2 separate regions of the Homo sapiens genome follow, and region 1 is linked to region 2. Evidence: chromatin loops called from intact Hi-C (ENCODE). Cell type or tissue: endothelial cell of umbilical vein. All regions are shown on one strand. Each heading gives the region's core, and the rest is flanking DNA. Links, peaks and the distances in the headings are about the cores only.

Region 1 (5,299 bases), core at 300-5,299, 120 kb after region 2:
CCAAGTACCCTAGGAAATCACTGGGCCCAACCCAACCCACAGGTGAGTTTAACCATATGGAGTTGGCAAGGTGATCAGTGCATGAGATTGGAGGGTGACTCCCGTGCACCCCCTGGCTGGTCCTTGGCTGTGGCTTTACCCCTCTGGCCTTCCATCTCTGACTGGTACATAGGGGTCATCACTCTTGTGTTGCTAACCCCATGCGGTCCCATGCAAAGAGGCCCCAAGGAATGAAATGTGCTTAATAAATGCATATTCAACCCACATCTCTTAAGCTGCAAGAACCCCACTTCTGTATTTTTTGTGTAGGCAAGGCAATCCTGTCTCAAGATATTTCTCTAGATGTGCCTGGCAAGCAGTAAATGCTCAATTAATGTCAGCTACTTCGATTACAATTTAACATACCAAATGTTCCTTCCTGAAGCCATGCTTCCTTCTCAGTGATCCAGCTCAGTGTTTGTAGCCCACATGCAGTCCCAGGCCTGTGCACCTGGATCACCTCCTTCTTTCCACTTATAGGTGCTGTGAACCTCCCTGCTGCAGCCTTGGGGATGCTGTTTGGAGGAATCCTCATGAAGCGCTTTGTTTTCTCTCTACAAGCCATTCCCCGCATAGCTACCACCATCATCACCATCTCCATGATCCTTTGTGTTCCTTTGTTCTTCATGGGATGCTCCACCCCAACTGTGGCCGAAGTCTACCCCCCTAGGTAATGGGAATAAGGGGTAGAGAGATCCCCTTTAATAAGGCCAGGGCTTAGATCTGGCTGTTATACATCTTCCTTCCTGCTTCCTTAACTCTATTCTTTGCTGTACACTTTTTTTTTTTTTTGAGACAGAGTCTCGCTCCGTCACCCAGGCTGTAGTGCAGTGGCGTGATCTTGGCTCACTGCAAACTCCACCTCCCAGGTTCAAGTGATTCTCCCAGGTTCAAGCAATTCTCATGCCTCAGCCTCTCGAGTAGCTGGGATTACAGGTGTGTACCACCACACCCGGCTAATTTTTGTATTTTTAGTTGAGGCGGGGTTTCACCATTTTGGCCAGGCTGGTCATAAACTCCTGACCTCAAGTGATCTGCCTGCCACAGCCTCCCAAAATGCTGAAATTACAGGTGTGAGCCACCCCGCCCGGCCCACTTTTGATCTGATCTCTCACGTGGCAACTTAGAAAATCAGGTCTTGAATGGTCTGCTCCATTATAAGAAGAGATCAAAGGCTCTTACTGGGCCACCAGCAATCAGGGTTAGAGTTCTGTTTTCTTAAGAAGCACCAAAAACTAATTTGTTTGATTTCAGGATGAATTTGTAGGGCTGTGAGCCACAGGAACCAGGAAATAAGCTATGTTTAGCATCAGCTCTGTGCTGGCTAGAATTTCAGTTTCATTGAGCTGCTGAAGAGAGATGAAAGGAGACTTGAAAAGATCTGGAGAAGAATAATGAGAGTGATGGCAGACTTGAAAAATTAGGGCAGGTGAGGAGAAGGTCAGGTAAAGTCTGCCTGTTGGTTTGCAGACAGCAATATGGGTCACAGTGTTAACTTTGGCTTTATGTTCAGGAAGAGCTTCAGAGCCCTGTGAGGGGAAGGATGCCAACCAAGGGGCATTTTATTTTATTTTTCCTGGGTGCCACCTGTCAACAAGCTTTTTTTTAAGACTTTGCCTAATGAAGTTGCAACATTTGGAGATGCTGTACCTTTCAGCCCTGGTATTTTCTCTGTTTTTTTTTTTTTTTCTTTGAAATGACCTCCTCTGTCTTTGGTGGGTGAAGGAGAGAAGGGGTTTGGGGGAAGGGAGGGTTGCTCGGGGTAGGGAGCTCACCCCTAGTCTGTACGGCACTTCTGCAGGCTGACTGTGGATTGAGGAAAGCCGAGAAGCCTTTGGGCCTTTTGGCAGCGTCCACTGGGAGTTTAGCACATGGCTTTGTCCTCAGACAGGCCTGGACTGTATACCAGTGTTCCTTACTAGTTGGGGGAAGTTGCTTACCTTATCTAAGCTTTGGTTTTCTAATCCACAACAGGCAAATAATTCACTGTAGACTCGTTGTGATGATTGTGCATGTAAAGCCCCCGGGCACAGTGCCTGGCACGAGATGAACTCTCATTCGTATAATTATACTAGTGAAATATCTGGACAGTGGTTTGTCAGCCCCTTTCCCAACCCTCCCCGAAGAAGGTCATGAATATCAGATACCGGGGAACAGTGGGAACAGTGAGATCAACCAGTGAAATCCCTCTGGTTGAAGCTCAAGGGGATGGAGTAACTCTGGGCAAGGTCTACATTAAGCCAGGAGACAGACAGCAAACTAAATCCTGGATTGCCTCAGCGGTCCCAGCCACTGTTTTTCGGCTGAAGAAGAGGGAAGGCGAATATTGTCTGTGACCTGCCCATTGCAGCTGCCCTTTCTGGGTGGTTGGTTGTCTTGACGCCTACTGTGGCAAGGGATTCACCAGCCAGGCCTTCCCAGAGCATAATTAGTGGATTTGGGCTCCCAGTGGCAGAAGAAATGGAGAGATGCCGTGACCACTAAACAGTGGCAAATTCACTGTTGGCTCCACCAGGCATAATTCAGATCCCAGGGTGGCACTGGCCCAAAAGAAATAAAGATGCACAGACACACTCACCAGGCCAGGAACTCACACTGGGCTGGAGTGTAGGGTTTTTCTTTGGTCTTGCTTTGTTTGATTCCCCGTTTCCTCTTTTGCTGGCAGCACATCAAGTTCTATACATCCGCAGTCTCCTGCCTGCCGCAGGGACTGCTCGTGCCCAGATTCTATCTTCCACCCGGTCTGTGGAGACAATGGAATCGAGTACCTCTCCCCTTGCCATGCCGGCTGCAGCAACATCAACATGAGCTCTGCAACCTCCAAGCAACTGGTAAGGGCAGCCAGGGTCCAGAGGCAAGAGGAGCCCCACAGGATCTCGGAGCTCAGCGCATGCCCTCAAAGACTGTTTCTCGGCTCCAGGATAGGCAGGGCTCCACACACACACTCATTACCAGCATCCTGGCCTCCTCTGAGCCACATCCAACCTCTCTCTACCTCCCTACCCTGGGGTCATGACCAGATGCTGACAGCCCACAGTCAATTAAAGACTGGCCGATGTCCAACAAATTCACATTCTTGAGGCCTAACTGCTCAGAGCAGAAACCAGTCAAAGCACTCCTTCAGCTGAGGCCTTTGAGCCCCATCCTGAGAGATCCTCATGGGCATCTCTGGGTCCTGCAGGCTGGCCGTGGCCCAGATAAATCGAGGGCATTAGGCTTCTGTGACATGGACCTGGAAGGGTAGAGCCAGAAGCAGTAGCTGAGGGCACTTGGTTCAACCCCTCAGCTCCCAGGTGTGGCCACATGGCTGGCCTGAAATCATGCAGCTATTTCGGGCTGACCTGGCACTTGAACCCAGGGCTCTGCCTCAGTCTGGGGCACTTCTATTCAAAGCCATGTATCTTCTGGCCACCAGCTTTCCACTTGGGCAACCTCCATTCACTAGACTCACTTGGCAAAGTACAGTCCTTTTTTCTGTGGCTCCACACCTCCTAGGATCAGCCAGCAGCAAACTGACTTGAGTCATTTGTTTAGTTATTCAATAAACAGAACACTGGGCACAGCCGTGAGTGCTGAGGATGTGATGGTGAACCCATCAGACAAGGTCCCTGTTCTCATGGAGGGTGCATTCTATCAAATCAACACACAGGATAATTCTAGAAAGTAACCCATGCCATGGAAGGACTTAATAGGATGGAGAGTTCCCAGGGGCCTCCGGGAGAGGGTGACATTAGAAGTGAACAACCAGAAGAACAGAATTCTATGCACACCAGGAGCAATGCATTCCAGATAAAGGGAGCAGCAAGTACAAGTCCCAAGGGCATGAATGTACTGGGCATGCTGTAGGAAAGAAGAGAAAAGGCCGGGCTTGGTGCTGTAGGAGGAGTGTCACACCCAGCTGGCCAGGGAGCAGGCAGGAGCCAGAGCCAGGCAGGCCAGGCTTAGGAACTGCTGAGCAATGAGAAGACTGTGCAGTTAGTGTAAGCTAGGAACATGCCTTATTCCCTTAAGCCCATATGGAGGGGATGGGCAAGCCTAGTGCCTACTTACCAACCTCCTCTGAAAGGACAGGGCAAGGCTGCTGCCACTGCCACCTCTGCGGGCGAAGGAGCGTGGCTCCCAGGCAGAGGAAGGACAAGGAACTTGGACAAGATGCTCTTTAAGTTGCCTTCCAGTTGTGGTGGCTTCTGTGGTTTTCTTATCTTTGTTAACTTACCTCTGAGTCACCTACTTCCAGAAATAATCTTGGCAAGTTTCCCGTAACAGCATACATACCTCAAGACAAAAACCCATTAGCAAAATATCAAGAAAAAAAATCAGTAAATTATAAAGAAAAAAAATCTCTAAAAAATCCAGACTGAGGAAAGTAACAGCAATATTTTATATAACTAACTTTGGAGTTTCCTAGGGGCCAAGTGAAGAGGGTGCATAGTTACCACTGTCGGCAGAAGGAAACATACTAGTCCCTTAGTTCCAATATTAGTCTTGTAACTGCTTGGACACTGAAATTGTCACAGGCTGGGCCATCTGACAAGGGCAGCGAAGGAAGGTGAAGACCACCAGACAAGGGCAGTGGCCACCAAAGTGAGTTGGACAACAGTATTGAGCCATATGGACTTGCAGACTTGAGACAGGGGCCTCCTTCTCTGGAGTCCCTTCTAGGCAGGAGTTCCTTTCAGGCAGGGAACTCCAGCAAAGGCCTGACAGAATCAGAACCCAGGGAATTCCACTGTGTTCCCACTGCCCTCCTACTGTTTATGCCTCCCTCTGCAATAAACACACAAACAGCAAAAACAACAATCTGCAAAACCACCACTGCTGGGCACAAGCCCTCCTGGGCCCCTGGCTCCAAGCTGGGGGTTGGGGGCCTAACCTGGCAGTGTTCCTGGGCATCCAGAGGCAGATATGACTTCTGGAGGAGCCCAGCCCAGCCCAGAAGATGGTTTCTGTTGCCCAAACAGTGACAGAGGTGGGACCCCTGGGGCAGCTTGAAACCCTCACCTGGCCCCAGGCTCACCCAGCTTCCCTGGGAACCAGACCCAGAGGACACAAGGGTTGAAACCTCAGTCTCCAACAAGAGCTGGTGCAGACGTCTGAAGTGTGTGAAAGTGAAATAATAACAAATTTCCCCCTTTTTCCCTCCCCTTCCTCTTGAAGATCTATTTGAACTGCAGCTGTGTGACCGGGGGATCCGCTTCAGCAAAGACAGGATCGTGCCCTGTCCCCTGTGCCCACTTCCTGCTCCCGGCCATCTTCCTCA
Region 2 (5,365 bases), core at 308-5,307:
TCTACACTCTGTATCTAACTAATCTGATGGGGACTTGGAGAACCTTTGTATCTAGCTCAGGGATTGTAAATGCACCAATCAGCACCCTGTCAAAACAGGCCACTCGGCTCTACCAATCAGCAGGATGTGGGTGGGGCCAGATAAGAGAATAAAAGCAGGCTGCCCGAGCCAGCATTGGCCACGCGCTCGGGTCCCCTTCCACACTGTGGGAGTTTTGTTCTTTTGCTCTTTGCAATAAATCTTGCTACTGCTCACTCTTTGGGTCCACGCTGCTTTTATGAGCTGTAACACTCACCGGGAAGATCTGCAGCTTCACTCTTGAGCCCAGCGAGACCACGAGCCCACCGGGAGGAATGAACAACTCCAGACGCGCTACCTTAAGAGCTGTAACACTCACCGCGAAGGTCTGCAGCTTCACTCCTGAGCCAGCGAGACTACGAAGGAACCCACCAGAAGGAAGAAACTCCGAACACATCTGAACATCAGAAGGGACAGACTCCAGACGCGCCACCTTAAGTGCTGTAACACTCACTGCGAGGGTCCGCGGCTTCATTCTTGAAGTCAGTGAGACCAAGAACCCACCAATTCCGGACAGAAGGGCCCAGGGAGCATGGAGTGCAGGGACACTGCCGGCTGCCTTTCACCTTTCTCTCCTTCCCTTCCCCACACAGTCAGTCTGGGGAATCCCATTCTTTTCTTTTCTTTTCTTTTCTTTTTTTTTTAATTTGGAGATGGAGTCTCATTGTGTTGCCGAGGCTGGAGTGCAATGGCCCAATCTCGGCTCTCACTGCAACCTCTGCCTCTAGGGTTCAAGCGATTCTCCTGCCTCAGTCCCCCAAGTAGCTGGGATTACAGGCGCGTGCCACCACGCCCAGCTAATTTTGTGTTTTTAGTAGAGACGGGGTTTCACCATGTTAGCCAGGCTGGTCTCGAACTCCTGATTTCAGGTGATCCACCCGCCTCGGCCTCCCAAAGTGCTGGGATTACAGGTGTGAGCCACTGCGCCCGGCCTGGGGAATCCCATTCTTATGATGTGATCACCCAGTGTCCCTGTGTCAGACCTCTGGTGCCAAGAGAGACCTTAGAGATCACCTGATCCCACGCCTTCATTTTACAGATGGAGGAACTGAGGCTCAGGGAGGTGATTTTTTCCAAGGTCACCTGCCTAGGCTTCCTGGAGCCAGCTCTGTGCTCTTCTAAAACCACCACTTACTTTCCAATGGAGGGAGGTGACGTGTCGAGCACCTCTCACCTCTATTAGCCAGCCTGGTGTCTCCTGAAAAGCAGCGAGCATGTGCATGTGTGCACTGATAATATGTACCCCTGCAAGTCAGAGAGGGCACGTGCACACCTACGCGTCTTTGCAAACTGCTGGACATCATCTGCTGGTATGTACCCTAGTTAGGTGCTGAGACTAGGGTGAGGGCCAGGGAAAAGGCTGGGGTTGGGAGGCGTGAGTGAGCACTTAGATTCAGGAAGTTGTCAGTAAGACTGAGGAATGTCCTTGGGAGTCTTTGACTGGGGGTGGTGTTGAGTCTGGGTCAGACAGGTCAGAGAAGTCAGCCCAGAAAAGGAGGCCCATGAAGGACACTCCAAATGTTCATTGGAAGAGGGGCTTTCCCCAGGCAGAAAGAACAGGGCTGGGAAGCTAGAAGACAAGAGGCATGTTTGGAAGACAAGAGGCATGTTTGGGAAATGTCCAATAGTACTAGACTGTGGACCAGGGTTTATTGGGGGAGCAAATAGCTAGCAGGTATTTATTGAGCACTTGCTATATGGCAGATGCTGTGCTAGGTGCTAGAGACAAAGAGGCTTGAGTTGAGAGTTCTTCATGAGTGTGTTCTGTTCATCTTCCCAGCAGATGCAGAGGTCCTGCTCTGTGACCCACACTCTGAGCTCTAAGGAGAAGGAAACACACCCACACCCACACCCTTGAGAACTCACCACAGGGAAGAGTCCACGGAGGCAGACCCAGAACGGAGTGCAGAGAGCAATGGGAACCGCCTGGGAATTGTTCTCAATTGTGTCCTCACGCCCACACACTGACCTCCCGGGGCTCTGCAGCCAGGCTCCCTGTGCCTTCCTCGCCCCGGGGAGAGTCTGAACTCCCAGAATGCGTGTGTGTGCATCCCCTGCCCCTGCAGAAGACTCTCAACGGATCCAGCTAAGTCACCAGCCCAAACGCAAGCCCAAGTCTTGGCGTGACAGGGGCATTCAGCACTCACAGTTTATCTGTGGAGAAGAATCCCAGGCACTGGGTTTCAGAATCAAGGGCACTAGTGCGGAGGAAGTCTCCATCAGCCCTCACCTGACTCCTGGCGCTGTGGGTCCCTGAGGGCCCCAGGCAGCTCACCAATTCTCTGCTTCCCATGGATGCTTGTGGTTACTGGCTGACCTCAGTGTCTCTCCCCAGGATAACAGGACTAGGGGAGTCTCCCTTCACAGTTTGAAAGCACCTTAGTTCCTCCTACTGTCTCAAACCTCTCCATGGGCGCTGGCAGACCTGCTATGATTTTCATCCTACAGATGAGGCCCCAGAGGCTTGAGGGTGAATGGTGCTCAAGGGTGAGGTCTCTCTGAGGCTGGTGCCCTCCCCACACCCGGGGCACTGCCTGACAGCTATCCCCCAAGACCCCACTCCCTTCAGCCACTGGGACTTCCCTCCCAATGCAGGCCGTGTGTGCCCTGCTCCTGTGCAGCGGCAGGACAGGTTTCCAAAAACCAACGGCAAAGTTTCCTGAAAGGCTCTGGCTTCCAGGACTCTTGGCAGGGCTCTGCCCAGGAAGCAATGAGCTGGCACTTTCCTGGCTGTGTGCTTATAGCTGACCCTGGCCTCAGAGGCCTTCCTCTCCTTATCAGGAAAGGATGCCAAGGAGGAGGGAGGAGGCTCTGGGGAGAGTCCAGGCCTTTGTGTGAACCATCCTAAGGGAAGTGGATGCTTCTGAGCAGCCCTGCCCGGCTCTGGGCCTTGCCCGCCCTCATCTTCAGCAGGGCTTTGGCACTGGAAAGAATGAGCTTCAGCTCCTGAGCCTTGCAGGAGTCAGAGGTCAGCAGATTCCAGGGCTCAGCCTTTCCGCCTCAGTCAGAAACTCTCAGCAGACCAAAGGCCTGGGCTACAGTCCACTGAGAGTTTTTGACCAAGGCAGAAATTCTTCTCCACAGATAAACTGTGAGATAAACTGGGTGGGGACATCAGCAGCCTCCTCTCTGACGGGCAAAGTTCTTGGGGCCTGCCATGTGACCACCCAGCCTGGACTCCCTGCCAACACACACACAAAACAAGGCCCCTGCTAGACCCCAGTGCCTGGGCCCAGCTACTGGGCTGGCTTCTCTGCTGGTGTCCAAGGCTCACAGATTCCTGTTCTGCTTTCCCTCCAGACATCCTCTCTGGTCTTCCTGGTCTACCCTCAGGCACACAGGCCTCTCCTCCCCTTATGCCTCTGTCAGCTCTCTCCTCTGCCTGGACCGCTCTCCCCTCATCCCTCAGCCCCAGCTCTCCCCTCAATCCCTGGGATGCCTGTATGGACCTCCCGGAGGGCTGGTCCCTCTGTCCCACGCCCTGGACTTCTCTGCAGCACTCCTCATGGCCACCGTGACTCTCTTGGGGGTGATCCGTTGACTCACTCCGGCTGCAGGAGGGCTGGGACAGTGCCTGCTGCCTGTGTGCTGGCCAGACACAGTGGGAGTGCCCGCCCATGCTTACTGGGGAAGCAGAGACAATGGAATGTTTTAGCAGGATTGGGGTCTTCAGAAGGTACTTCCATGAGGTCCTGCATACAGCTGGGGTAGGAGGAGGCAGTTTAGGGCCTGGACGATGTGGGGCTGACATGAGAGAACAGGCCAGGGTAGGGTGCTGGGCAGGTGGGTCAGAGGGGCAGTCGTCCGCCTGGTACACAATGTCTTATATATGTTTGCAGGGGTGAAAAGAGACCTGTTCAGGGGCAGTGCCCAGTGAGGAGACCCTCAAACGAGAGGCAGAGTCCCTCAAGCCTTTGTACAATGCCACCAAGGGTGCTGCCCCTTCTTCAACAGAACGTCCTCCTTGCAGGGAGGCTGCAGTGATGTCAGAGATGGTGGGTTCAAACCTGCTCCTGTCTTCTCTCTGTAGCCTCCCTTTCCTCATCTGTGAAGTGGGGATGATAAGAGCTAACTGGCAAGGTTATTGGGTGGTCAGCTGAGGGAAAGTTCTTGAAAGGTGTTACTGAATCAAACGTCATTTTGCTTTTTCCTTCTCGCAGAATCACAGGCCAGAGGTGAGAGCTGGAGAAAGGGAAACTCTCCCAGTCCCTGGGAGTGGTCATTACAGACTGGGAAATCGCTCTCCAGCTGATGGTAAAGGACTGCAAATCCTATTCATGTGACTCAGGGCCTGGTGTGCCTTCTGGGAAGAAAGCAGAAGAGGGTTCCTAACTGTAGAAGGGAAAAGTTTCCCTTTATTCTTCCAGCCACGTGGTTCAATAAGCATGTACAAGCTCTTACCAGGGCCAGGCACTGTGCGGGCACCAGAAACATTAAGATGGAATGACACAGGTCTGCCCTGGAAGAAACATTAAGATGGAATGACACAGGTCTGCCCTGGAAGGGCTCCTTTCCAGGGCTCAGGGACTCTGTGACTCCTTTTGGGGAGCAGAGTTGTGGACAAGAGTGCATTTTTCTAGAGAGATGGTCCACAAGCCATCCAGAGCCAGGCTCTGTCTCCAGGTACCCTTGATCCTTGGAGACCTCCCTCAGGTCCTGGCTTTCTTTTTGGATTCAGGATTTCCCTGTGTTCCCCAGGCTGGAGGGCAGTGGCTTACTGCCGCCTCCACCTCCTGGGCTCAAGCATTCCACCTGCCTCAGCCTCTCAAGTAGCTGAGACCACAGGCACACACCACCAGACCCATAGAACTTTTTTATTTTTTGTAAAGACAGGGTCTCACTATGTCTTTACATAGTGAGGTCTCGAACTCCTGGGCTTAAGTGATCCACCCACCTCGGCCTCCCAAAGTGCTGGGATTACAGGCATGAGCTACCACGCCTGGCTTAGTTAGCCCTGGCTTTCAATTCCATCTCTGTTCTCCAGGACAAGCTGTCTCTGCAACTCCAGGCTCTTCTGGAAGCTGCCACCAATGCCTTTTCCACGTGGGGAGCTGCTTGAGGTTCCTTCCTCCCTTAACTCAAATGATGACAACTCCAGCTTTTGGTTACTCAGGCCAAACTCTCAGAGTCATTCTAGACCCTTCTCTTTCAAAATGTACACCCAATCTATCAGCCAGTCCTGTCAGCTCTATTTTAAAATATATGCAGAAACTAAACGATAGTGGTAGAAAATAGATCCGAGGGGCTTGGAGTGTGGAATAAGGGGGATACAAAAGAACAGGAGAAA

Evidence for each region. Hi-C counts contacts between places; a loop is a spot of excess contacts. Peaks named below come from ENCODE experiments on the same cell type or tissue, not always from the same donor. Only the 100,000 strongest peaks of a DNase experiment are listed, where the experiment ranks them.
Region 1: a loop joins it to region 2, with 4 times the contacts of the local background. A loop is called at or near these places in 8 of 110 quality-filtered maps.

What each region holds. Positions count from the first base shown.
Region 1 is chr3:133,942,666-133,947,964 of GRCh38, reverse strand. SLCO2A1 (solute carrier organic anion transporter family member 2A1) reads left to right here. Exons shown (of 14, transcript NM_005630.3): 9 at 520-709; 10 at 2,705-2,870; 11 at 5,197-5,299. Among named protein-coding and RNA genes, the nearest start is that of C3orf36, 16 kb to the right of the region's middle. RefSeq lists a silencer at 2,586-2,880 and an enhancer at 4,800-5,299. In endothelial cell of umbilical vein, for the core only: no CTCF peak of the experiment used is centred there; DNase peaks (open chromatin) are centred at 2,764, 3,484 and 4,224; H3K27ac peaks cover 3,672 bases.
Region 2 is chr3:134,064,664-134,070,028 of GRCh38, reverse strand. It overlaps LOC105374117 (a long non-coding RNA gene), which reads left to right and starts at 177. Exons shown (of 4, transcript XR_924516.3): 1 at 177-1,388; 2 at 1,859-4,073; 3 at 4,239-4,332; 4 at 5,063-5,365. RefSeq lists enhancers at 1,646-2,146, 3,523-4,023. In endothelial cell of umbilical vein, for the core only: no CTCF peak of the experiment used is centred there; a DNase peak (open chromatin) is centred at 2,868; H3K27ac peaks cover 210 bases.